Regions from separate parts of the Homo sapiens genome. Here all the other regions are linked to region 1. A link is a contact called in ENCODE Hi-C or POLR2A ChIA-PET data. All regions are on one chromosome and are shown on one strand. Each heading gives the region's core, a stretch centred on a gene start or an enhancer-like site at or near the end of the contact. The rest is flanking DNA. Distances are from core to core; before and after follow the strand shown.

Region 1 (3,412 bases), core at 634-3,133:
GTTCATTCAATGCTTGCTGTTGTAATTATTCAGGCTTTTATCAACAGAGGGCTGGCCTGAGACTCTGCCATATCTCAGAACCTAGCACAGAACCTGGATGAGTACAGAGTAAGTGCTCAATGTATGCTGTGGTAGGCAGAGTAATAGCCCCCAAAGACGTTCACATCCTAACTCTCAGGACCTGTGAACATTCCCTTAAATGGCAAAGGGGAATTAAGGTTGCAAACAGGATTAGGGTTCTTAATCGGCTGATTTTAAAATAGGGAGATCATGTTGGACTAACCAGCTGGCCCAATGTCATCTTAAGAGTCCTTAAAAGGGCCAGGTGTGGGGAGGTTGAAGCTGCAGGGAGCCGAGATTGAGTCATAGCACTCCAGTTTGGGAGACGGAGTGAGACAAAAAAAAGGCTGGGCAAGGTGGCTCATGCCTGTAATCCCATCACTTTGGGAGGCAGAGGCTGGTGGATCGCTTGAGGTCAGGAGTTCAAGACCAGCCTGGCCAACATGGTGAAAGCCCGTCTCTATTAAAAATACAAAAATTAGCGGAGCGTGGTGGCGGGTGCCTGTAATCCCAGCCACTCAGGAGGTTGAGGCAAGAGAATTGCTTGAACCCAGGAGGAGGAGGTTGCAGTGAGCCGAGATTGCACCACTGGACTCTAGCCTGGGCAACGGAGTAAGACTCCATCGCAGGAAAAAAAAAAAAAAGGAAGATGTGCCTATGGAGAGAGGACTGTCTGAGGTCTGAGAGACTCCACCTGACATTGCAGGCTTGCTTTTCTGTTTTTTTTTTTTTTTTTTTTTTTTTTGAGACGGAGTTTTGCTCTGTCGCCCAGGCTGGAGTGCAATGGCACCATCTCAGCTCACTGTAACCTCTGCCTCCCAGGTTCAAGCGATTCTCCTATCTCAGCCTTCCCAGTAGCTGGGATTACAGGTACGCGCCACCACACCTGGCTAATTTTTGTATTTTAAGTAGAGATGGGGTTTTACCATGTTGGCCAGGCTGGTCTCGAACTCCTGACCTCAGGTGATCCACCCACCTTGGCCTCCCAAAGTGCTGGGATTACAGGTGTGAGCCATTGTGCCCAGCCCATTGCAGGCTTTCACAGAGAAAAGGGGCAGGAGTCAGGCGCGCAGGCAGCTTCTGGAAGTTAGAAAACACAAGGAAACAGATTCTTCCCTACAGCCTCCAGAAGGGAATGCATCCTGCCAACACTTTGTTTTTAGCTCAGCAAGACCTGTGTGGGCCATCGAACCTACAGAACTGAAGGATAATACATTTGTGGGTGTGTGTTTTCAAAGACACTAAGTTTTGGTAACTTGTTACAGCAGTAACTGGAAACTAAGACATGCAACAAGCCTTATTGTTCATTTTTACCACCACTACTGGGCTGTTGGTTATGGTGGAATTACACTTTTCTCTTCCATTAGGCTGTGTGAACTCCTTGAGGTTGTGCAATACGTTTGTCTGATTTACTACTGGTTAGCAGGCTCTGAGAAGAATGGCTGGTACACAGGCGGAGCTCAATAAAAGCCCTTACTGAATTTTATTCAATCTATATGTGGATGAAGACCTCCGCCCCGCGCGCCCCTCCCGCAAGTCCCACTGAGGCCCGACCCATTCTGTCCGGCTCCCAGCCCCCGCGGGTCCCCCCACCCCGGGGCTGACCGGGTGATTCAGGCAGCCCTACATCCTGCTGGGGTGGTGGGCTTCGAGCGCGGGTCCCAGGACGCAGTGGGGCGCAGTGCCTGCGGCAGGCGGCAGGAGGCGAGCGTGGCCCAGGAACTCCCGCGGGAGGGTCGGGACGGGGCGGGGCTTGGGGGCGGGGCGGCTCAGCGCGCAGGCGCGGGGCCAGGCGCCTCGCGCGGCCAGGGGCGGGCGGCCGCAGAGCAGCACCGGCCGTGGCTCCGGTAGCAGCAAGTTCGAACCCCGCTCCCGCTCCGCTTCGGTTCTCGCTCCTTCGGCCCTTGGGCCTCCAAACACCAGTCCCCGGCAGCTCGTTGCGCATTGCGCTCTCCCCGCCACCAGGATGCCGGTAACCGAGAAGGATCTAGCTGAGGACGCGCCTTGGAAGAAGATCCAGCAGAACACGTTCACACGCTGGTGCAACGAGCACCTCAAGTGCGTGAACAAACGCATCGGCAACCTGCAGACCGACCTGAGCGACGGGCTGCGGCTCATCGCGCTGCTCGAGGTGCTCAGCCAGAAGCGCATGTACCGCAAGTACCATCAGCGGCCCACCTTTCGCCAGATGCAGCTCGAGAATGTGTCCGTGGCGCTCGAGTTCCTGGACCGTGAGAGCATCAAGCTCGTGTCCATCGGTGAGTTCTCTGGCCGGGCCCAGGCGCCCACTGTGGTGCCGACCCGCCCCCGCGCGTGCACCCCTGCGGAGGGCGAGGATTTCCCGCAGCGCGCCCCCACCTCGGAGATAAGGGGGAGTCGTCCCCAGGGGTGGGTTATAGGGGGCCTAGACCCCCTCCCCGGTGTCTTCCCCTGGGATGGGACCTGTTGTGATCGCTCCCCGCCATCCGCCCCAGCAGTGCACCTTTGGCTGGCTAAGGGTTGAGGGTTTGGGCTGGGGTCACAGGAGGAGAGGTGGAGTTGTTGCATTTCTCTACACCTGGGGCGCCCCTATGGGAGCTAGGGGACTAGAAACCCTCGTTCGCTGTCCCCGGGGGCGGGCCCTAGGGTCAGATGCTCCGCGGAGTGCTCTCCCTGCTGCGCCCAGGTTGGTGCTCTCAGAGGCAGCTGAATGGGCGTTGGCTCGGAGGCCGGGCCGTGAGACCTGAGGAGGAACCGTTCTCTGCGCCTGGGGCCTCCCTGCCCAGGTGGAGACAGAGACCTGGTACCTTCCCCTGCCGTCGCTGGAATGGGTGTGGGCCCCGAGGTTGCAAGGGTAGGCGCGGGTGTGTGTCCTCGCTCTCTCTGCTCCCAGCTCAGCTCTGGCCGCGCGCCGCAGGTTGAACCCACTCCTTGCTGCCGAAGTTATAATTTAGAGATGGTGGTGGTAACAGTAATTGCTGTCTTGTAGGGAGCCCAACTAGCGTCCACTGTGTACCGTCAGCCTTCTAAGTTATCTCCGTCCCTACGCATCCTGCCATCTGGGGTGAGGCTAGACCCATTTTACAGATAAGGGGGTCCGGAGGGTTAATTGACCTGTCCAAGGTCAGCAAGTAGGGCCCAGCTGAGAACTGAAGGAAGTGGGCAACAGTTAGAAGGAGGCTTTGTTTTCCTCTCCTCTCCCAAACCTACACCAGGGTCTTCCTGAAAGGAGGGAGGGAATTGGTGTCTCTTGCTGGACTGGGCCTTCTGGTCTGGGGAGGAAGAATAAGGATGAAGTCTCCCTTGTGGTCTGAGATAGTTGGAGGCTTCCCAGAGGGCCACAAGGCTACTGATAGTGTGGGCTGTGATGGTA
Region 2 (3,412 bases), core at 651-3,150, 430 kb after region 1:
TCTCTTTCCAGCTCCTCATCCATACCCTGATTTATAGCATCACGAACTGTCACCTGTCACAGGTATGCAAAAACAGTCAATACAGAATTGTTTGGGATTCAACTAAGATTTTCTTCCTTTATATTTACCTAGGCTGCCCACAGCATACAATATAAAAACACTAGAACAAGCTTCTCTCTAAAAACTCAAAGAATTCTAAAAGTAACATTTCTATTACACATAGTTGGTCTTTGCATGTGTTAATGTACTGAGTGCTCACTAGGTGCCAAGTACTGCCAAATACTTTGCATCCAGAATGTAGGAGTTGCTCTTTTAATATAATGAATGGTAAAATCTAGTTAAAAAAAGGAAGGAGAGGAGAATTAACATACAATCCATCAATTCCACTTCTATGTATATGCCCCAAATAATTGAAAGCAGGGATTCAAGCATATACTTGCACATCAATGTTCACAGCAGCATTACTCACAATAGACAAAACAAGGCCAGGCACGGTGGCTCACACCTGTAATTCCAGCACTCTGGGAGGCCAAGGCAGGTGGATCACTTGAGGTCAGGAGTTCGAGACCACCCTGGCCAACATGGTGAAACCCATTCTCTACTAAAAATACAAAAATTGGCCGGGTGTGGTGGCGGGTGCCTGTAATCCCAGCTACTCGGGAGGCTGAGGCAGAATTGCTTGAACCCAGGAGGCAGAGATTGCAGTGAGCTGAGATAGTGCCACTGCACTCTAGCCTGGGCAGCAAGAGCAAAACTCCGTCTCAAAAAAAAAAAAGAAAATGTCGGGCTGAGCGAGGTGGCTCATGCCTGTAATCCTAGCACTTTGGGAGGCCAAGGCAGGCAGATCACTTGAGGCCAGGAGTTCAAGACCAGCCTGGGCAATATGGTGAGACCCTGTCTGTACTAAAAATACAAAAATTAGCCCGGTGTGGTGGCACCGGCATCTAATCACAGCTACTCAGGAGTGTGAGGCGCGAGAATCCCTTGAGCCCAGGAGGTGGAGGTTGCAGTGAGCTGAGATCGCGCCACTGCACTCCAACCTGGGTGACAGAGGGAGACTATCTCAAAAAAATATACATATATATATTATTCAGCCTTAGGAAAGAATCAAACTCTGACGCATGCTACAACATGGATGAACCTTGAGGACATTACGCTGAGATAAGCCAGACACAAAAGGACAAATGATGCCACTTATAAGAAGTTCTAGAATAGGCAACCTCATAAAGACAGAAAAGTACAACAGGGGTTACCAGGGGTTTGGGGAAGGGAAATGAGGAGTTACCGAGTAATGGACAGTTTCTGCTTGGGATGATTAAAAAGTTCTGGAAATGGATGGTGGTTAATGGTTGTACAACATGGTGAATGTACTTAATGCCACTGAATTATACACTTCTAAAAAGTACATTTTAAGTTAGGTCTATTTTGCTGCAATTTAAAGAAAAAAACATGGAGTGAGGGAGGAAACGCCTAGTCTTAGTTTTCCCCCATTGCCCAGCCAGCTGTGAGGTGGTGACTCGCCGGTGTGCTAATTGCCAGGCGGCGACAGAGGCAGCAGGAGCTCCACGGAGGATGCTGGCTCCGCAAACCCAAGGCCCACGGCGCCGGAAGGCCACAGCGCAGGCGCGACTCCGGCCTCCTTCCCGAGAGAAGGGGGGACCCTCCCCGCCCTCGTCCGACGAGCACCCGCGCCTGTTACCTGCAGCGCAGCCGGCGCGGTCCAGTGAAAGCGCCTCTTCAGCAGCCCGGAGACCTGGCAGGGAGAGAGGAAGATGACGGCGGGACGCAGGGTGGGCAGGGGTCGCGTGGGAATACAGGCCGCGCGCTGCTGCCTACCTCCCGAAGGGGTCTCCGCACCAAGCCAGACACCGCCGCCATCTTGGTCGTGTCCTCTATCCGCTGCCAAACGACAACAGAGGGGCCGGCAGACGTGAGCAGGCCCCGCCTCCACCGGCGCGGGCCAATGGCAAGGCGCGCCGGCTGCGTGACCCGCCCACCCGCCCACCGGGTGAGGGGCCGCGGGGCCGGGCTGAGGTGGCGTGTGGGTGGCCGTGCCCCTCTGCCTGGAGCCGCCTCAAATCAACTTTATTGACAGTAGGCGGTGACCGACAGGCGGGGTGCACGCTGGGCACACGTGCCTGGTCGGTGTTACTTGAAGCGTGGGGACTAGAAGTCAGACCCTGAGGAGCATGATCTCTGGAAGCTGGAGAGACCTTAAGAGTTAGGCCAACCTGTTGTGGGTGCTGGAATCCTTTGGGCACCAAGAAGTGCTTGCACACGCTCTACTGATGGGGAACTTAACACTTCATGAGTGAGTCTAGTCTTCCCTGGACAGTGCTGTCTGTTGATTCCTTATAATGCACATCATAGCTTTCATTGATTGCATTAAGCACCTACTGTGAGCCAAGCATTGAGATATGTGCTGTATAGCTCATTCTCACAGTACCCCACTTGGGTAATTAGTGTTATTATTATCTCCATTTTGAAGACGGTTAAACTGAAGCAGAAATTGATTAAATGAGCCGATATTTTAATTTAGGACTGTCTTGACTCTAAAGCATGGTCTTTTTCCCACTGCTTCCTAAAGCAGAAGTGGATTCCTGCTTGGGGGAAGGTTACAACAACTTTAGAGAAGGGCGGCCCTATGGATGTAGCAGGACAAGCCGCAGACGAAACTCCTCAGACACCGAGTTAAAGAAGGAAGGGGTTTATTCGGCCAGGGGCATGGGCAAGACTCTTGTCTCAAGAGCCGAGCTCCCTGAATGGGCAATTCCTGTCCCTTTTAAGGGCTCACAGCTCTAAGGAGGTGTGCGTGAGAGGGTCATGATTGATTGAGCAAGCAGGGGGTATGTGACTAGGGGCTGCAAGCACCGGTAATTAGACTGGAACAGGATAGGGATTTTCACAGTGCTTTTCTATACAATGTCTGTAATCTATAGTTAACATAACCGATTAGGTCGGGGTCGATCTTTACCAGGCCCAGGGTGTGGCACCAGGCTGTCTGTTTGTGGATTTCATTTCTGCCTTTTAGTTTTTACTTTTTCTTTCTTTGGAGGCAGAAATTGGGCATAAGACAATATGAGGGGTGGTCTCCTCCCTTATGGGGAGGTGCCAAACACTTGGCCATAGGGACAACCTCTGGAAGCTCATTAGTCTTAATTTGGCCCTTGGGGGTCAGATGGGACAATTGAGCACCCAGTCTCCACCCATCCCCAAGACATTCCAAACATTCCCTTCTATGGATCACAGCTGCAGGCTGCCAAATTAGGAATTTGCAACTTCCAGTAGGTTGCTGACTGGGAATGGGAGGGGGTGGAGGCAAAGGCAGAACAGGCGGATGCTGGGAAGTCTGTGGCAGCAACAGAGGCAGACTAGGAGGCAACTTCCAGATGGAGAGGAGGGGGACAGTTTT
Region 3 (3,412 bases), core at 427-2,926, 410 kb after region 1:
GCAGCAGCTTTCTCAAGAGAAATCAGTGGGAGTGCAAATTAGCAGTGTCATTTGGGAGAGCTGAGGGGCTAGATTTCCAAGCTCGGCTTTCACAGGGAATGGACCGGTTTCAGGGCCACTAGCCACCCCCGGGCTCCAGCTTGCTGTCTTTGCTGAAAAGCTTCATGCAGAGCTTCTCAGATTGGAGCCTGTCTTGGTACATGCTTAGCTGAACAACACAAATGCGCCGTGGCCCAGGGGTCCCGTCCTGCCAGGCCTCTCTCCTCAGGGAGCCCGTCCATAGGGTCAGTTTTGTCACAGAGCACAACTGGTAAGATGCCTAGGTGGAGGAGTGAAAGAGTCACTGCGTTTCTGATTTTCTGGCAACGATTTGACTCTGTTTTGCTCTGTAATGTATTTAATTATCTGAATATTTTTCTGTTATTAGCCTTTGCTTCACTTTTGTAAATTAGATACTAGTTTTGATTGAAAAATGTAAAAAGAATTTATCTTGGAGACTGCTTATAAAAATAATCCCCAATTTTGTTGAGTAGCCCCATAATACTATCTTTTATTTTTGAACCAAGATGTCTCTCCTAAAGTCTTTTGCAAGCCCAATAAAAACAATTGGGACACCAGTATCTCCTTTTGCTTCTTAAATGAACCAGTTGTTCCAGATGTGCGAGGAGCTGCTTCTGCCACTCAGAGCTTGCTGGCTGTGCCTGGAAGGGTTCCTACAAGCTGTGTGAAGGGAGAATCATTGGCAGGGAGTTGGTATATGAGTTGATCCCATATTCATTATTAATAACTAACACAGCACCCAGGAGCTGCCAAGAGCATTCTTCAGCTCCACTCAAATGCTTCTAACTGACCCTCCTAAGAAAATGAGAGCAAGGGGACTAGTGTGAATGACTTACTTCTGGCTGAGGGTGGCTACTGGTGCCTTACTGCTGAATGTTCTAGGGCCTGTTTTGGGTAGCAAAGTACCTGGTCCATGGGAGGATATTCTTGTCCTTATCTTTGTCAGCAGATTTCCCAAGAAAGCCCCCAAATGTTGATCAAGACAGAAAATAGGCCTTTTTTGTCTTTTATGGAGATACACTGTTTAGGCTGATCAGAAATGTCTGGTGATCTACTGCCCGGACTATATTAAGCCATTTTCTAGAAGATAGGATATTAATTTAACACCACTTGGGCATATTAAGAAAATTGGAGAAAATTAGTAGTGAGAATCCAGAAATCCTCCTTTAACAAGCAAGGCACTTGAGGCGTCTGTTTAAGGGTTCACAGCCCCTGTCTGTGTGGTTAGATCTGCCCCTGCTCACTTGACTGCCGGTTCTTATCTCTAAATGCCTTTGGGAATTTACAATTTATTTGGACTTTTGGGGGGAATTCTCTAATTTATCTGTGTTTAAATGGGTGCTGTCTCATACAGTAGTAAGTTTGCGTGAGATAAGGTAACTTTTAGAATGAGAGAAAAAAAGAGGAATCTTGTATAATTAGAGTCAATGTTGGGAAAACTTGGAGGTGAGTGGGAGGGGCATTCCTGTGAATTTGATAGCACCCAGCCTGAAGGGGAGTCTTGAGGATTTAGAAGGAAAGCACATGTGAGGCCCCAGCACAATGCCTGGCAGAGTGAGAGTGCCTGGCAGAGATGAGAGGTTCCCAGCAAATATTGGCTCCTCCTTTCTTTTATCTCCTTAATGTTTTGTTGATGAAATTGACTCAGCCTGCAATCTGACCTCTGCTGGGCATTTCCTGTAATGCATCTCATGAAAATGGTAACTAATATTTAGCATTTGCCTGGCAACCTAGCATTTCAGGCCCTAAGCATTTCAACCCAAGGGAGTTTATTCATTTAAGAATAAACATTCAAGGTGCATTTACTGAGAACCTATGGTTTGCTAAGGACTGTGCTTGGCCCTGGGTTACAGAAATGGCTAGACAAGGCCCTAGCTCTCATGGAGTCACATTTCCAGTGCCTCTCAGAAGCTCCAAAATGATAGACACTGTTTAGGAAAAACTCACACTCAAAAGTATTTTTCCCTATTCTGTCACTCAACACAATAATAATCAACACAGACAGACTTCTGTGACCAAATGTCAGGGTGTGGGGGAGTGGTTCTGTCCACCACCAAGTAAGCAATCAGTTTTGCTATGGACACCAGCTGGGTGTCCTCCAATTCAATTCTGACACTATCTACCTGGAGATAGCGTCAGACCCCACAGGTTGGGGCTCAGTCCCCAAAACTACCTGCTCTTTCTGACACCATTTGCAAGGATGGGACTCCAGAACTTTTGACCGGCCAGCTTCAAGTAGGAGTTCCCACCGTTAATTTGCTGGAGCAGCTCACAGAATTCAGGGAAACATGTTTACTGGTTTATTATAAAGGATGTTACAAAGGATACAGATGAAAAGATGCATAGGGCAAGGTGTGGGGGAAGGAGCTTCCATGCCTTCCCTGGGCACATCACCCTTCAGGAACCTCCGCATGTTCAGCTATCAGGAAGCTCTCCAAACCCTGCCCTCTTGGGCCTTTTATGGAGACGTCATTGGATAGGCATGATTGACAACCATATAGAAATGTTGTTATAGAACCCAATTTTGGTCTGCTCACCCAGTGCAATAAAATCAGATACCCACACCAAGGCTGTTGCAGTGACAGAAAGGAAGGCATTTATTGCAGAGTGCTGTGCAAGGAGGACCAGGCAGCAAAATGCTCAAAAATCTGACCTTCCAGATGGCTTACAGGCAAGGATTTTTAACGGTGGGGTAAATTTCAGGAAAACAGAAGCTACAGGCAAAATTATAAATCAGTACACCGAGGTTGCACATTGGTTTAAGCTTAAAAGGGCGGGACATCTTGGGGGTAGGGGGTGCTCACAGGTAGATTCAGAGATCTGACTTGCAGTTGATCTTAGTTGCAGAAGCTCTAAGAATTTTGGGGTCAGTAGAAAAATGCTAACTTGCTAGGGGGAGTGACTTTCTCCAAGCCTCTCAAGAAGAAACTTAGAACAAAGGACGGTGGGATTGATAATAGGTACAGTTTAGTCTTCTTTTCCTCCTAATCTGGGATCTTTGTGGTGAGGGTCTTCAGTGGAGGCCTGAGCCTTTGAAAGACAACTCAGGGACATATGTTAAGATCTTATCTTTAGTTTCTATAGGGCAAGGGAACTTCTCTGGAGCTTTAACTTCCTTGGCTATTGTTCTTAAGCCACTTATTACCTTCTTGTTTACCAAGTTACTTAATTACTTCTAGGGCTAGCTGGATGCCTGGAATTTTTCTTAAAGGAACATTTGGATTTTCCCTTATTTCCATGCCTTGAGGTTTACAGGTCCCTAAAAGTTGGGGGCGGTCCCAGTTTCTATCTCATTGTGATTGGACAAAAAGGGTATGATCTAACCCCAGCAAGGCCTGTTTGTTCAGATTCT

What was found. A loop is a pair of places that touch in the nucleus more often than their neighbours do. ChIA-PET counts read pairs that join two places held with the same protein, here RNA polymerase II (POLR2A). Pooled maps may share reads with other maps.
Region 2: a loop to region 1 is called in a map of CD4-positive, alpha-beta T cell, with 2.4 times the contacts of the local background. The contact joins the promoter of PDHB here to the promoter of FLNB in region 1. A Hi-C loop is called at or near these places in 3 of 168 maps with a recorded cell type or tissue (CD4-positive, alpha-beta T cell and CD4-positive, alpha-beta memory T cell), 2 of 37 single-sample maps with no recorded cell type and 10 of 50 pooled maps. POLR2A ChIA-PET finds 5 or more read pairs at or near these places in 2 of 52 experiments (T-cell and activated T-cell).
Region 3: a map of CD8-positive, alpha-beta T cell shows a loop between it and region 1 (3-fold over the local background). The contact joins the enhancer-like site here to the promoter of FLNB in region 1. A Hi-C loop is called at or near these places in 2 of 168 maps with a recorded cell type or tissue (CD4-positive, alpha-beta T cell and CD8-positive, alpha-beta T cell), 1 of 37 single-sample maps with no recorded cell type and 9 of 50 pooled maps.

The regions. Positions count from the first base shown.
Region 1 is chr3:58,006,539-58,009,950 of GRCh38, forward strand. FLNB (filamin B) reads left to right here and starts at 1,884. Exons shown (of 46, transcript NM_001457.4): 1 at 1,884-2,318. The coding sequence starts at 2,027.
Region 2 is chr3:58,431,932-58,435,343 of GRCh38, forward strand. It overlaps PDHB (pyruvate dehydrogenase E1 subunit beta), which reads right to left and starts at 1,901. Exons shown (of 10, transcript NM_000925.4): 1 at 1,837-1,901; 2 at 1,700-1,753; 3 at 1-53. The coding sequence starts at 1,878. LOC107986092 (a long non-coding RNA gene) reads left to right here and starts at 1,664. Exons shown (of 4, transcript XR_007095933.1): 1 at 1,664-2,311. RefSeq lists enhancers at 1,657-1,876, 2,919-3,412 and a silencer at 1,937-2,176.
Region 3 is chr3:58,413,066-58,416,477 of GRCh38, forward strand. The region is part of intron 17 of PXK (PX domain containing serine/threonine kinase like); the gene reads left to right. Among named protein-coding and RNA genes, the nearest start is that of PDHB, 19 kb to the right of the region's middle. Within about 2 kb of position 1,677, at least 3 of the 41 ENCODE cell types and tissues checked have a DNase peak (open chromatin) inside an H3K27ac peak, as active enhancers do.